Linked DNA regions of Homo sapiens: region 1 is linked to region 2. Evidence: read pairs that join two places in POLR2A ChIA-PET (ENCODE). Cell type or tissue: PC-9. All regions are shown on one strand. Each heading gives the region's core, and the rest is flanking DNA. Links, peaks and the distances in the headings are about the cores only.

Region 1 (7,698 bases), core at 2,370-6,369, 100 kb after region 2:
TAAAGATATTGTTCTATTGTCTTCTTGCTTGCATTGTTTCTATCAATAAATATTCTGTCACTGTCCTCTTTGTTCCTTTGTATGTAATGCCCTCCCCCAACCCCCTTATTGCTTTTAAGATTTTTTTCTATCAGTGGTTTTGAATAATTTGATTATGGTGTTCTTTGGCATAGTTTTCTTCATGTTTCATGAGCTTGAGAGTTTGGTGAGCTTCTTTGATCTGTGAGTTTATAGGTTTAAAAAAATCTGAAATCCCAGTCATTTATAAAAGGGTATTTATTTCTTATTCATGTCAAGTCCAATAAGAATTCTACTGCCCTACTTTTTGTAATTTACAACCATCTGTAATACCTAGTTTCCAAGAACAATGCAACAGAAACAGAAGTGAAGGAGGAGGGCACAACAGCTTTTAACCATCTCAGTCTGGAAGTGGTTCCAAAAATGTCTCTTCCTTTTACAATCTATTGTCCAGTAGTCACATGGGCTCAATCTAATTGCAAAGAGAAGCCCCAAAATATAAGAGGACATGTGGATATTTGGAGAACTTAAATTGTCTCTGTCACAGAAAAAAAGGAGGTTCCAAATAGAGAACAACAGAATGAAAACAACTTAGGGGCATGGGCTGGAAAAGCTTCCCCAAAGCAGTGACATTTACGCTAAGATCTAAAGGGAGAAAGAACTCAGCCCTTGTATGTTTGAAAGGTAACCAATATAGTGAAGAGGTAAGAGGCTAACACATTATTCAAGTTATAAAATATGCATTCCTAACGTGGCCTGTATACAATAGATACTATATAGCTATAGAAAACTTTCATGGGTGCGGGCACAAGATCTTCACCAATCTTGATCAGTTAAATTGTTTATGCACTAATCTCTTACATGTAGAAACATATGCAGAAGGATGAGACTTAACACACAAAAAAGTGGTGCTGAAAAACTACAGGATTCACTCATTTCTTCAACAGCATTCACTAATTGTCTAACAGATACAAGGCAGATTACAGGGTTATAATGTTTACTGCAATTCTCCCTATGTGGAATTATTCTATACACTCAAACACAGAACTGGGGTTTCTCCCATAGAGAAAGGAAATATAAATTCTAAAACAAAGTAAAATTAAAATTTAGAAACCATCTTGAATTAAACAGAATAAAATAGGAAAGAGTTCAGAATGATAAAAAAAAATTCCCACTCTGGTCAAACATTTTAATAATAATCAGTGTTCTGGATACATAAATTTGATAATTTCTCATGAAAAGTAATTATAGCAATACTTTTTTTCCCCAAATGAAGAAATGAGTTTTAGACAAATACACATATCTCCATGCTTACTAGTTAGGTCGATATCCACCTTTTTATGCCTACTAATTATTCGATTATTTTATGTTAAATCTGCGCCATGAACTCAAACTCTTCTAACTCACCTTCTTTAGTTTTATCCTTTAATCCTATAGTTCATTCTCATTTCTTTGTCCAATTCCCTTGAATAAACTGGAAGGTGCTAATCCTCAAAGGCTTCAAACTAGACAACTGAAGAGAACATTTGAAATAGATAGAGTTTACCTAATTGTGTTCCAGAAATAAATGAGAAGTAGACTTCTCAGAGAGCAAGTAAATACAAAGCGGGTAAGCAAGCATCTCTCTTGATGCTCTCTTAAATTTCTGCTGTAGGACTGTGACTATGGTACGAAGGATGCTACACTTGGTTCTCTTGACAACGCTCTGGTACTTACTCACTGAGTGAACTCACACCAGTTACTCAGTTCACTCTTTTTCCTTAACCACAAACCTCAGATAGAAATAGCATCTACTGGTAAGGATTGCTGTGAGTAATAAATGATTTATTGTATATAAAGCACTTCTGTACAGTGTTGGCATTAGTAAATAGTACATATTTACCATTCCTGACACTTGTAACAGCTGTCATGAAGTCACAGTTGTGAAATACCATATTAAAATTTCATTGAGTTGATAATTGTTTTCAGCCTTAGATCTAAATGTTTTCACACAGTTCATATAATTTAAACCCTCTTAAATCAAATTCACCCTGCACCAAATTCTATTCTATAACAAACATTTATAGCAGAATTCCAGTGTGCTTCAAGTTTGTGAATATTATAATTTCCCTTTTATTATTCTAGTTTGAAAAGGATGCCACTGGTTCCCAGTTTTAAAAGACTATTTTTCTAATTACTTTACTCTATACAAAGATACATACTCCAAAAATTTAACTTTTAATATGATATCAGTTTAATACAGATAACTCAATAAAAGCTAAAAAAAAATAAAATAAAATGCCTACTTAGAAGAAAAAAAGAATATAACATAAATAACAGACCCCTTTCTTACCTCGACAAAGTGACCACTTATTGATAAGAATCTCTGCACGGTCAGGACAGGAGTAGGAAAGCATCTGCATTCGGTCATTTTTATTTCTCCTTAGCTTTAGGGTCAGCTACTGGACAAAGAGCAAGCCTGTGTACTCTTATATCCCGAGCATTTCAAATCCTGAACAAAGTTGCACAGCTTCTGAACATAAACAAGGCTTAGCTTGTGACAGTCCCAGTACCATTAAACAGGACAGAATTCTATCTCATTTCTTTGCTTGTTGCTCAAATGAGATGCATGGAAACTCCCTGCACATTCTGTTTAATTCTTATGCAAACCTGTCTTCAAACATTAGAATTATAATTCTAACTTGGAATTTATTTTACTCAAGACATTGCCATAATTGTGAGAAATCTCAGATTTCTAATGATAAAATAATTTGAAATACACATTTACTAACCAAATTATAGAAAATAATTTTATATTATTAAGCTTGAAGGTGTAATCAACTAGACTCATTCATTTTTTCATTTGCTTATTGTTTAATTTGTTCATTATAACAGTCTTATGAGATATACATAGGAGAGGCTGTATTCATCTACTTCTATACAGCCAATCTATCAAAATAACTAATGAGCTCCATTTATTCTGTAAAACATGAAGGCTGATGTCCAGCCCTTGCTGGACATATCAGAGAATAGTTAATAAACTATTCCTAACCCTATCAGTTGAGTTTCATAACCAAGAGACAATTTTTGTATTTCCCAGCCTGTCTTTGCCAGTTTTTTCATAGTAAATTCTATAACATAGGTAAAAATGATATAAATAAATGACAATGGAGTGCAAAAGGGAACAGTTCTTATTTGTAAGAAAACTAAGCTGAATGATCTGGAAAGACTCTCAAGAACTAAAAAGCATTAGTATGACTTAGGTAACAGCAAGGCGACTTTGAAGACTGGGAGACATTTTGAAAATCTAGATGAATTTTCACTGTTACACCGCAACCTGAAAATTACAGGCAATGAATTATAAGTATTATTAATGCCAGAAGATGATGCAGAAGTCCAATCAGTGGGCTCCAGAAAGCTTTTAATCTATGTTAAAGATTGATGAATGAATATTTAAATTATTTATTACATAACACAATGTTTAAGGTACATATGCATTGTTTTACAATTTTCTACTTTAACCAACTTTTTCTATTAACTAACAAACTATATGTTCCCAATATGTAGTATAAAAGATCGATTTTCAATTCTCTTTTTATGAGGAAAGTAAGACTCATCAAAGTTAAGTAACGGTCAGTAAATCACAAAGCCACATTATAAATTCAGACTGTATATACCCATATTTGAATAATATCTTCTGCTAGCAAAAATGTACCAAAGTGCAATTACTAAAATGGAGGCTACTTTGAAAGGAATAGTATATTTAATATGTCTTTAATCCCATTGCTATCATTTTTAAACCTTACCAAAAAGAAATTATGAATAAAAATAGGAATACCATTATTGAGCAAGGTAAAAATCGTAAAAAATATAGGTTATAAGTATGGAAACAGGGAAACCAAACGATCAGCAACTTGGTGGTTACATGTGCTAGGAACTTGTATGTGAATGTTTGAAATATATGTGCTTACGTTATGCCTTACTATGTTCTGAGAGACAGTAAAACGTAACAAGAAGTTTAAAAGGCAGGCTCTGAAATCAGTTGATCTGGGTTTGGGTCTTGGCTCTACCATTTACTAACAGGTAATACTGGTCAATTCACTTAACCTCCCTGTGTCTCAGTCTCTTTAACTATAAAATGAAGAAGTTAATTCTTATCATATAAGGGTGTTTGTAGGATTCAATAAAATAATCCAGGTAAGGGAGTGCCTGCCACATAGTAAGCACACATGACTCACTAGATAACACTGATGTGCCAGTGAGGGTGCTAACATAATCGGTAAGAGTATTCTTGGCATGGGGGCCAGTCTGCCCGGATTCAAATCCCAACTCAGTTACTTAGCAACTCTATGAACTTGGAAGAAGTTACTTACCCTCTTCACGCCTCAAATTTCTCATCAGTAAAAAATATATAATAGCTCCAGCTTCACAGGATTATTGTGAGGATCCAATGGGTTAATAAATACAAAGTGCCATTTGTAATATAAATGGCATACAAAAGTGTCATAATGTAATAAATGTTAGCCACAATTTTGGCATTATTGGCTTTTTGGCTACATAGAAAACTGCCCTTTCTCAGAACATCCAGATTTTTTTTTTTAATCACTGTGGTCACTTTAGCTCTATGCTTCTCACACTCTCTGTTTGAGACACTCAAACAATTTAGTCTCTAGCACAGGACTCAGGCAATTTAGTATTTAATACAGACAAATCACCAGTGCCATCTAGCAGCGAGCTGCTAATAAATTCACCAAATAAGGAATGTTGCTCAAAAGGGGTAAAATTTCTACAGATATAAAATCCAACGTAGTTAGAAATCTGTGACAAACTAAATGTAATGTACTTTGAAAACTATGACTATTTTAATACTTTTAAATTAACAAAGAAAAATTTGTAGATATGTGTGGTGTACAATGTTTTGACATATGTATACATTATGAAACAGCTAAGTCAAGATATGTATTTTTGTGGTGAGAACATTTAAAATCTACTTTCTCAGCAATTTGCAAGTATATAGTATGTTGTTATTAGCTAAGTCACCATGTTGTACAATAGACCTCCACAACTTATTCCTGTCTAACTAAAATTTTGTATCCTTTAACCAACATCTCCACAATCCCCTCTCCAGTCCTCAGTCCCTGGTAACCACCATTAACTCTATGTTTCCATGAGTTTACTTTTAAAAATTCTACAGGTAAGATCATGCAGGTTTTTCTTTTTGTGCCTAGCTCATTCTACTTAGTATAATACACTTCAGGTTCCATGTTATAGCAAATGACAGGATTTCATTCTTTTAAAAAGTTGATTCTTATTTCATAGTGTATATATACAACAACATTTACTTTATCCATTCAGCCACTGATAGACACTAAAGTTGATTATGTATCTTAAAGTAATGCTGCAATGTGCAGCATTACTTTAGGAGTGCAGATATCTCTTTGACATACTGATATCATGACATTTGGATATATATACAGAAATGGAATTTTTTGATCATACGGTATTCTATTTTTAATTTTTTGAGGAACTGTCATGCTGTTTTCTAAAATGACTGTACCAATTTACATTCTAAACAGCAGTGAGCAAGGGTTCCTTTTCTCTACATCCTTGACACTTACCTCATTTTCTTGATAACAGCCATCCTAACAGGTGTGAGGTGATATCTCATTGTGGTTTTAATTTGCCTTTCCCTGATAATTAGTGAAGTTTATCATTTTCATATACCTGTTGGCCATTTGTATGTCTTCTCTTAAGAAATGTCTTTTCAGGTCATTTTGTGTAGAATGGACATTTTAAGAATTAATGTTGTGACATGTTTATACAGTTATTGAAATGTCGTAGAAATGCCAAGTAGAGAAAATTTCAAAAACTGCAAACTATAAGAAGATTGCTTGATAAATACAGTACCAACAGGAGATTCATTGTGAGTGAGTCAAACAATTGAGAAACACTGTTAAAATTTTTTGGACAGATTTGTGATGTTAATAAACTCCTGATCTTCTCTAGATCTCATTTTCCTATGATATAAGAGTGCTGCACGTGTTGAATTTTTTTTCTAGTTTTAAAGGTAAGTGATACTATCACTATACTAACTTTAACATCATTAATGTAAGCATTATCTGCCAGAGCATTTTTCTCAGGGGGAAAACTGATAGCTTCTGAGATTCTTATTAACTTGATGATTTTTGTCAGTGCAGCTATATTGGAGGAAAAGAATTAGAAGTATGAATTTTTGATATAATGTAAACAGCACAAAAGCTATAACATATGCTAAGTAAGATATTACATTATATTGCTGGATAAAGAAAAATATTAATACCACATAAAGATCCCATATAATAGCATTATATAGCTTTACTTTTTGCACATCACGATTGTTAATCAAAGCTTACAGAACTCAAAACTACAAAGCTACTGTAACCTATACTATACCTGCAGTCCTCATTTTGCGCAGTTTAAATATGCACAAATTTCAGAACAACAATTCAGTTAAATAATACTAGTCCTCCAATAACACATTTCAAATTTCATAGTAATTATACAAGAGCTGCTAGCTCTTTAGTCCACAGATCACTACAGAAATAACAGATGAGATGATGATCAGTGACCAGTCATAGCACTTCTTTCAAATGATTGGTCACTGCACATTTACAATCATCAAACATCGATGGCAAAGTGTTGTTTTCTCCATGTTTCCCAGAGATAAACCCACATGATATTTTACAAAAGTGGATAACAGACAGAGGGGATTAGCCTATAAAAGTGAAAGTATAGCAAAGAAACAAAATGTGATAATGCTGGGATGGAAACTGGATGTAAGTAGAAGATCTGAACAACAGCAAACAAAGACAAGAGAAACCTAGGCCCGCATGAAGCGAAGGTAAGTCTTATGTTGAAAAAGCCTGATAAACATAAAAAACAAAGTCATTTCAATAGGAATCTAATTTAATGTAAATGGAGTTGTAGGAGAAATAGCTGACCATAGAATGCTGACACTGAATCCTTTGGAGAGACGTAGTTACGCAGCCAGAGGAACTTAATGAGGGTGAATCCATCACACAAACGAGGAAAGTGATCGTAATAAAAAAGACAACAACATCTCAGATGAAGTGACGCCAATGTGAAACTTCATACTGAAATTCCTTTAAATGTTAAGGAACTCTCAGAGAAATTTCACAACATTGAAAGTAGAATAGACAAAATACTGGGAGCTAATCTAAACTTTGAAAGGAATATAACAGTTCAATTCACCAAGACATAGAAAAGATGCCCATTCCATATGATAAGTTATAGAATTAGACAGAAGACAAACACTGCTCCAACTACTTTTGACGAGCTTTTGCAAAGATATCATACACTTTCTCAATGTTTCTAATGTTTTAAATTAGAGTGTACTAAAAAACATTAGCTTAGTTTTACTAATTATTCATTTCCCTATACATTTATGAACCACAGTAGGAGAGTTTTCAATGCTTGGATAAGAAGTTTTAAAGGCCACAGAAAAATTGTTATTTTTACCTTTGATTATTAAGATCACATTACCTGGTTTCATCTTACATCGTCATTTTTAGAGACCCATACTACTGTGCAAAGCAAGGAGTGTATGTATTGCCAATGCTTATATTTCACTTTCAAGGATTTTGTCCATGTAAGCACAAATCATTCAGAAATCACTATTACACCTATTACTAGTAAAATAGC
Region 2 (7,698 bases), core at 1,709-5,708:
AAGCAACTCTAGTACAAAATACAATGATAATGTCAGTTGCGCTAGAGGAGTAGACATTCTTTTCCATAAAGTGTGACTTCTTTATTTTTTGTAATTTAAACCAGTTTCATCAACAATATAATGTACCTTTACATTAGACTTATCACCTTTACAAAGACTTACCACTTTAAATTTTACTATCCAATTATGTTAAGACAGTAGAGAGAGGAAAGTCACTCTTAAACATTAACCTCATTTATTTTTACTTTAACAAAAATGCCTACACATCATTTCTCTTTCCTGTCTCTTTCATTTCTTTACAACACCAATTCTTTCCTGTCTGTTTCATTCCTTGTTTTAGTATAAACCAATAAGTGGAAAGGCATTGTCAGAGTTGGAATACAGGGAGGAGAGATGGCAGGCAACAGGGAATAGACACTCCAGTTCTTATTCCACCTCAATCCCTGCAGGAAGCATCATAAAATTGAAGCAAAGCTACTAAAGCTTCAAAAGGGTAGAGAAATGTCTTTGCGTTAGCTATGAGAAGTAAATGAGGCCCAAGAATTCACCCATAAGAGCATGGTTAATTGAATTAACAGCATGGAAGTCATTAATTAGACTGTTTAGCTGATCAAATCCATTTGATGAATTAAGAACGGTATAATTAAGAGTTTTTGAGTCTAGGACTACATACTGTTTTCCAATGTGTTATTTACAAGAAGCTATTTACTACTCATGGCACATAATCTCATTTCTATCTTTTGAGAATAAAGCCTTCTTTGTCAGAAATGTATGAAGTTTCTTTCTAAGCTACAATAGAAAATGGTTTAAAAAAATTGCCTGTGAAAGTAGGTATACCTAAGTGTAAAAAAGTAATAATCTATATAGCAAACATAAACTTATAAATGAATAATTATTTGCTGCATGATTATTAGTAATGAAAAATAATTCTTAGACATGCAAAATAATGTTATCACAGATGGTTTTAAATACTGTTTCTTCTTTTAATGACATAAGTTAGGAGGGAGGAAGTATGTTCAAGTAATAGAAGAGGAATGTTAAGCATTTGTCAGAAGCTGGACATATTGATGAACTGTCAAGTTCTGTAACTGGAAATCAATACAAAACAAAATAGCACTTCAATTTAGTAATAACTTTAAGGTCCTATTTATTTCCCAAAACATCCAGAGAGGCATGGCATTGCAGGAAAGGCCTAACTTCAATGTATGTTGAGGAAAAGAACATAATGGTTGGCAAGGTGCTTAGCAAACATTACCTTCCACAGTGAACAACCTACCTAGACAGTAATAGTAACAGTGAGAAACTGTAACCAAACAACTGAATAATCATGTAGAAGTGATTATGGCATTGGATATGAATTTGAACTATATGATCACTAATTTCATGAGATTTAATTAGACACAGAGAAAAATACAAGCAGTGCTCAGTTTTCACAGTAGTGTAAGACCACAAAGATGACTGTTGAAACAGTGCAAAGCAATTTTAGTAGTCAATGGGAGAAATTATATTTGTTTAGTGACCTTTAAAAATTTTTTGTCAAAACATTAAAAGTTCTCTTACTGTGGTCTATAAATGTATAGGGGATTAAAAATAGTAGTAAAATTAATATTACTGATAATAGTAAAACAAATATTACTATTTACTAGTAGTAAAATTAATAGTAAAACTACTACTAACTACTAGCAAAATTAAACTAATATTTAAAAAAACGAATGCAATTTAAAATTTTGGAAACATTGAGAACTGAAGTGTTTTATTTCTCTGTAAACATTTTGCAAAGAATAGTTTGAATGGTGCTTGCCTTCTTTTGGTCATACAACTGATGATTAGGAGCAAACATCTTTTTTTAAGTCTTTTTTTAAATTATACTTTAAGTTTTAGGGTACATGTGCTCAACGTGCAGTCTTGTTACATATGTATACATGTGCCATGTGGGTGTGCTGCACCCATTAACTCGTCATTTACAGTAGGTATATCTCGTAATGCTATCCCTCCCCCATCCCCCTCACCCCACAACAGGCCCCGGTGTGTGATGTTTCCCTTCCTGTGTCCAAGTGTTCTCATTGTTCAGTTCCCACCTATGAATGAGAACATGCAGTGTTTGGTTTTTTGTCCTTGCGATAGTTTGCTGAGAATGATGGTTTCCAGATTCATCCATGTCCCTACAAAGGACATGAAGTCATCCTTTTTTATGGCTGCATAGTATTCAATGGTGTATATGTGCCACATTTTCTTAATCCAGTCTAACATTGATGGACATTTGGGTTGGTTCCAAGTCTTTGCTATTGTGAATAGTACTGAAATAAACATACGTGTGCATGTGTCTTTATAGCAGCATGATTTATAGTCCTTTGGGTATATACCCAGCAATGGCATGGCTGGGTCAATTGGTATTTCTAGTTCTAGATCCCTGAGGAATCGCCACACTGACTTCCACAATGGTTGAACTAGTTTACAGTCCCACCGTGTAAAAGTGTTCCTATTTCTCCATATCCTCTCCAGCACCTGTTGTTTCCTGATTTTTAGAGCTTCTGCACAGCAAAAGAAACTCCCATCAGAGTGAACAGGCAATGTACAGAATGGGAGAAAATTTTTGCATCTACTTATATGATAAAGGGCTAATATCCAGAATCTACAAAGAACTCAAACAAATTTACAAGAAAAAAAAAAACAAACAACCCCATCAACAAGTGGGCGAAGGATATTAACGGACACTTCTCAAAAGAAGACATTTATGCAGCCAAAAGACACATGAATAAATGCTCATCATCACTGGCCATCAGAGAAATGCAAATCAAAACCACAATGAGATACCATCTCACACCAGTTAGAAGGAGCAAGCATCTTTTCTATGCCTTGGTGAACTGGCAGATTCCTTTCTAAGTATGAATCAGCTTCCAACATTTTATCCTTTGCCCTTTCAATGGCATGAAATATCACTGCAGATTCCTTTAATGTGAAGTTTTTTACATCCTCTGGGACATTGTCATCCTTTCTGTCACAGCCATTTTGTTTATTTATGTGGATAAATCATTCCCATCAATGTTACCTACTTTTAACGGGGTCATCCAGTTTTCTTTACTAATGAAACAAAGATTTCTGCAAGGACGATTTACTTCAACGATTGATTTTATCTACATCTGTTTTGTTTATCTTGGCTATAGTTATAGTGAAACTTTTCACCGATACTCACAAAGCAGCCACCACACTTTCCCTGTGGCAATTTGAAGCCAAATGTTACTTATGAGTTTTGTGGCATAACCCATCTTAAAATTCCTCCCTCTCAGTTGGGGGATCATCCTTCACCTCAGGTTAAGTCCTGATGAACAACTTGAAGAGCAACATGTCAAAACCTATCACTTGCCTGCTCCTGTGGGTGGCTGAGTCATGGCCTCACTGGCAAAGCCTTCTTTACCAAGTCCAGGTCCTCATTAGTACTCTTGCTCCATGAATCAGCAGGCTGGCAAGCTAGATACAACTAATCATATGGGTGTCTTTTATGAGAGGATTAGAAAAGCTCGACCTTCCAGGTGAAAGTTTCTGTGCTTTTACACGATCATTTGGTAATGCTCTGTTGGATGTCCAAGATATGCCAAACAGTAGAGCTGAATGGAGCCACTAATATAATTGCTATCATTTAACTGATATCACTGACAGCTAGTGAGGTGGCAAAACTATAGGGCAACAGGCTAGGTCTCCCAGCCCTGTTCATCTCATATCTTTGTCTCTTTTCCATCTCCTTTTAAAATTTTTATATATACTTAGATACACAGAACTACAATTTGATTTAATAATCATTAACAAGTTAGACTTCATGTGACATGAAGTGAGTATATGTGCTACTAAGCATATACACCCACCAAAAATGCTCATGTAAAAATTGCTTTCAGAATACTTTTTACTTTCAGTAAAAAACATTCTTACTTAAAAAAGAAGAAAGCATGGAAGTGACATGAGACCAAAAAAATACTCTATGAGAGAAGAGTCTTGTAAAATGTGCTGGACTGAACTGCTGGGTAAGCTTGCCTTACAGGCAGTCAAGGCTGTGAACTGCAAACATCCCTGCTTTTCTTGCCTCAAGCTGGTTATCTCATGTTGTCAGTGCCATCTGGGTGCATCACAAATGTGGTAATTTTGCAATGAATGCATAACTATAATGTTATCAAGAAACAGAATGACAGTAAAGAAAATAAATAAGCCAGGTTTTAAAATAAAATGCACTTTACTCTTTCAAGTTGAGAAATTCAAATAAGTTACTCATATCTGGCCTAAGTGATTGAACATGGAAGATTAAATAAATAAATGAGGTCATTCCCTAGTGATTTCAGCATGTACACAACACACACACAGACATATGTATATACGTACAGATAGACATGTTCATGTCAAGAGCCAGCCTTGCTAGAATAGAGTTCCAACCATGTCAGAGACCCTGTGTATTAGAGCCAATGAGGGCAGCAGTGTTTTCTTTGGTACGGTACATCTGTACTTTGCTCTTATTTACACCATTTTGTCTCTAGAACGCATTGTTGCACATATGTGTCCTTACAGTTTTCTTTTTCTTTTAGGCTCAAATGGCTTACTTGGATCTGGTCCCTGATGTATCTTAGAATCTCACATATATAGGGCCAGTACCCTAGGACACTTCTAACTATCTGCATTTTCTATTTTATTCAACAATATGCTAGAACTTGGGTAAACCATCACCTGATGACCAGGTTCTAAGTGAAAAAACAAAATCTAAATTATTTTTAAAATGGCATCACCTATTCTTTTCAGTTTCTCTGTAAGAAGGACACACCTATAACTAACAAAGTTCTTGATGTGGCACTGTATTTTTTGGCCAGAATAATCACTCTTATACAAAAAATATTTCTAACATAAAAATGTCACCACTTAACTTTACTATATTCATGCCTTCATAGACATCTAAGACTCCTAGGCACACTGAAAATCTGAATGCAGGTAAATATATGACAAAGATAACGGAAGTAAAATCAGATTAGAGGGTCAGGCATCTAGAAGTACTGGGGCCCAGTTTCCCCTATTGTAAAGAGAAGACTGGGTTAGAATTTTTTTTTTACTACTACATATTTGTTGCCTTGTATCTTTCATCGACCACAAAAACTTTAGCTTAGTTCCTTTTCTTTATTCTCTCTAAAACACAAGTGAAAAACACTGACTTCAACTATCTAGATAACTACCTAGATCTGAAATGTAGTTAGGGTTGGCAGACACACCCTAAGGTGCCTTCTGGCTCTAAGAGTGAATGGCTGAGCATAGAGCATATTTGACTAAGCGTAGAGTAAGATGTCAACTCCCAAAATTCAAAACTATGCCCAGGTCTATAAAAGGCCAGCTGTATTCTATCAATAAAAACTGTACTATAAGAAATTTGATCCCTAAACCAAATATTAATGATACAATTAGAAGAGAGGGAGAAAAGGAAGAAAGGAAGGATGAAAGGGAGGGAAAGAGAGAGGAAGGGAGAAAGTAAATATTTAAGTCTGATTAAAATCTTTTCCCTCAGAAGAAAGAGGTGATGATTAATAAGTTAATAATTCCTCCATAAATGAAACTTCTCTATTTTTAAAATACGTAAGGTGGAATTTTTTTATCTTCTTCACCTATCAAAAGATATTGGTTTATTACCTTCGAAGTCCACATCTCCAACTAATTTTGTCTTTCCTGTCACTGGATCGTGGACATAGTTGATACCCACATCAATTACAGCAGCACCTTCTTTAACCATATCAGACGTAATCAACTTTGGAATACCTGAAAACAAAAAGAGTTGTTTGTCCTTCAGCATAACAAAGGTGTACATATCTGTTTTGGTAGGCTTTAAAAATACACACACACACACACACACACACACGTATGTGTAATACATTGTTCCTTAAAAAACAGGCCATTGATGATTTCTGATCCGAGAGAATAACAAAGATGATTAAGGCAGCACATCAGGACTTCTGAGGATGAAATCCTGCAGGAGCTAGCCTCTCACTTCAGAGATGGCTCACCTGACATCACAGGGATACCTGCTTGAGCAGCATCCTTTTGTATGTCACATACTATGAATGGCATGGGGAGACTGCGGACATGAGACAGGCTCCTGCTGAGGTGTGGTGGAGTGGAGCACAGTGAAAGCAACTTGGAAATCGGAAGGAGGGAAAGAAAAAAGGGAGGAAGGGAGGGAGGAAGGGAGAGAGATAGAAAGGAAGGGAGGGGGAAAGAAAGAATGAAGATAATAATAATTCATATTCCCCAGGGTTGTCATAAACAGTAAAGTGCCATACTCATAATGGCATCTCATCAACTCCAAATGTGCAGTGCTAAGTGCTACCTTGAGCTTTCTTTTTATTTTTTCTTGGTTTCTTTGAATCACGATGTCCGTATATGATTCTGAAAGGTGTCATGTATAGTAAGCTCTCCTCACTATTGGTCTTATGCAACATTATACAGAGATCTTATGCAACCATCTATTTCCTGCAATTATTTTCAAATTTTGTTTCAAATACAACAGTACCAGCTAACAATGGTTAATGTTCCAGTTTTTTAAAAAAAAAAAACATTGAACAATCCAATCACAAATTTAATAGATTAAAGCAACAATTTATTATTATGTCTTATGGTTCTGTGGGTTGACTGAGTTCATCTGGATGCATCTGGCTTAGGATCTTTCATGTAATTGGAGTCAGATAGTGTCTGAAGCTAGAGTCATCTAAAGACATGACCAGGCTAAAAGGACTCACTCACATGGTTGCAGTGGATGCTTGTGATTGGCTGGGAGCATAGCTAAGGCTGTCAACTGGAACACATATGCATGAACTCTTCATGGGGCTTGGTTTCTCACAGCTTGGCAGCTGGCTTCCAAGAGTGAGTGTTCCAGGAGACAAGAAGTATTAGTTACCAGCCTCTTAATGCTTGGACTGGGAAACCAGCATAATGTCACTTCTGTCATATACTATTGGTCAAGAAGTAACACAGTCCACTCAGATCACGAGGAGGAACAGAGACTCCACTTCTCAATGGGAGGAGAATCAAAGACTCTGTGATCATCTTTATTATTCTATCACAATGCTTCTAGTGGACATGGTGTCGGTAGGTGATGTTCTCACATTCGTATTCTAGATCTCTTGCAGGAAAAGCCTATCCACTGCATTGTTAGAGACATTCTAGCACCTGTACTATCCATTTAAGCATTACGGGTGGCTTAAATGTCACCTTGTAACATGATTTTTACTGCTAGCAAGAGTTTAAAGGCTATAAACAAATGGTCAGTGTCAACATAGATATAGCTGTAGGATAGCTTCCTTAGTCTCATAATGATGTAACAGAAGAGTCACCAATGTTTGAGATATATTTTTCCCTTGCTTTCCTATCCTGTGATATAGAACTTATCTTTTTTATTGGTTCTGACATAGGTACTATGCATTGCTCCAGATAGTCATAAAATCCTGTTTCTTCTTGGCATCCAATAGAAAAAGAAGACATACATTGAGTATAGCTGCAGAAAAAAGTTCAAGATAAAAATATTCATAAAATAGTTATTACAGTCCAGCTACTATGCTAATGGCAAAGATCCCAATCTCCCTCTGATTATTATAACATCTCAGAGAATATTAAATGGCAATGAACAAATGGCAAAATTTTCAAAATAGAGGAAAGTGTGAGCTTGATTTTAATTCCCAGGAA

What was found. Peaks named below come from ENCODE experiments on the same cell type or tissue, not always from the same donor. Only the 100,000 strongest peaks of a DNase experiment are listed, where the experiment ranks them.
Region 1: POLR2A ChIA-PET joins it to region 2 with 5 read pairs; 2 of 35 experiments call an interaction of 5 or more read pairs at or near these places.

The regions. Positions count from the first base shown.
Region 1 is chr4:74,175,519-74,183,216 of GRCh38, reverse strand. All of the region lies in intron 3 of MTHFD2L (methylenetetrahydrofolate dehydrogenase (NADP+ dependent) 2 like), which reads right to left. Among named protein-coding and RNA genes, the nearest start is that of MTHFD2L, 21 kb to the right of the region's middle. In PC-9, for the core only: no CTCF peak of the experiment used is centred there; no DNase peak of the experiment used is centred there.
Region 2 is chr4:74,279,505-74,287,202 of GRCh38, reverse strand. It overlaps MTHFD2L (methylenetetrahydrofolate dehydrogenase (NADP+ dependent) 2 like), which reads right to left. Exons shown (of 8, transcript NM_001144978.3): 7 at 5,653-5,778. The region is part of intron 2 of LOC105377276 (a long non-coding RNA gene); the gene reads left to right. Among named protein-coding and RNA genes, the nearest start is that of EPGN, 25 kb to the left of the region's middle. In PC-9, for the core only: no CTCF peak of the experiment used is centred there; DNase peaks (open chromatin) are centred at 2,902 and 3,322; H3K4me3 peaks cover 1,011 bases; H3K27ac peaks cover 2,134 bases.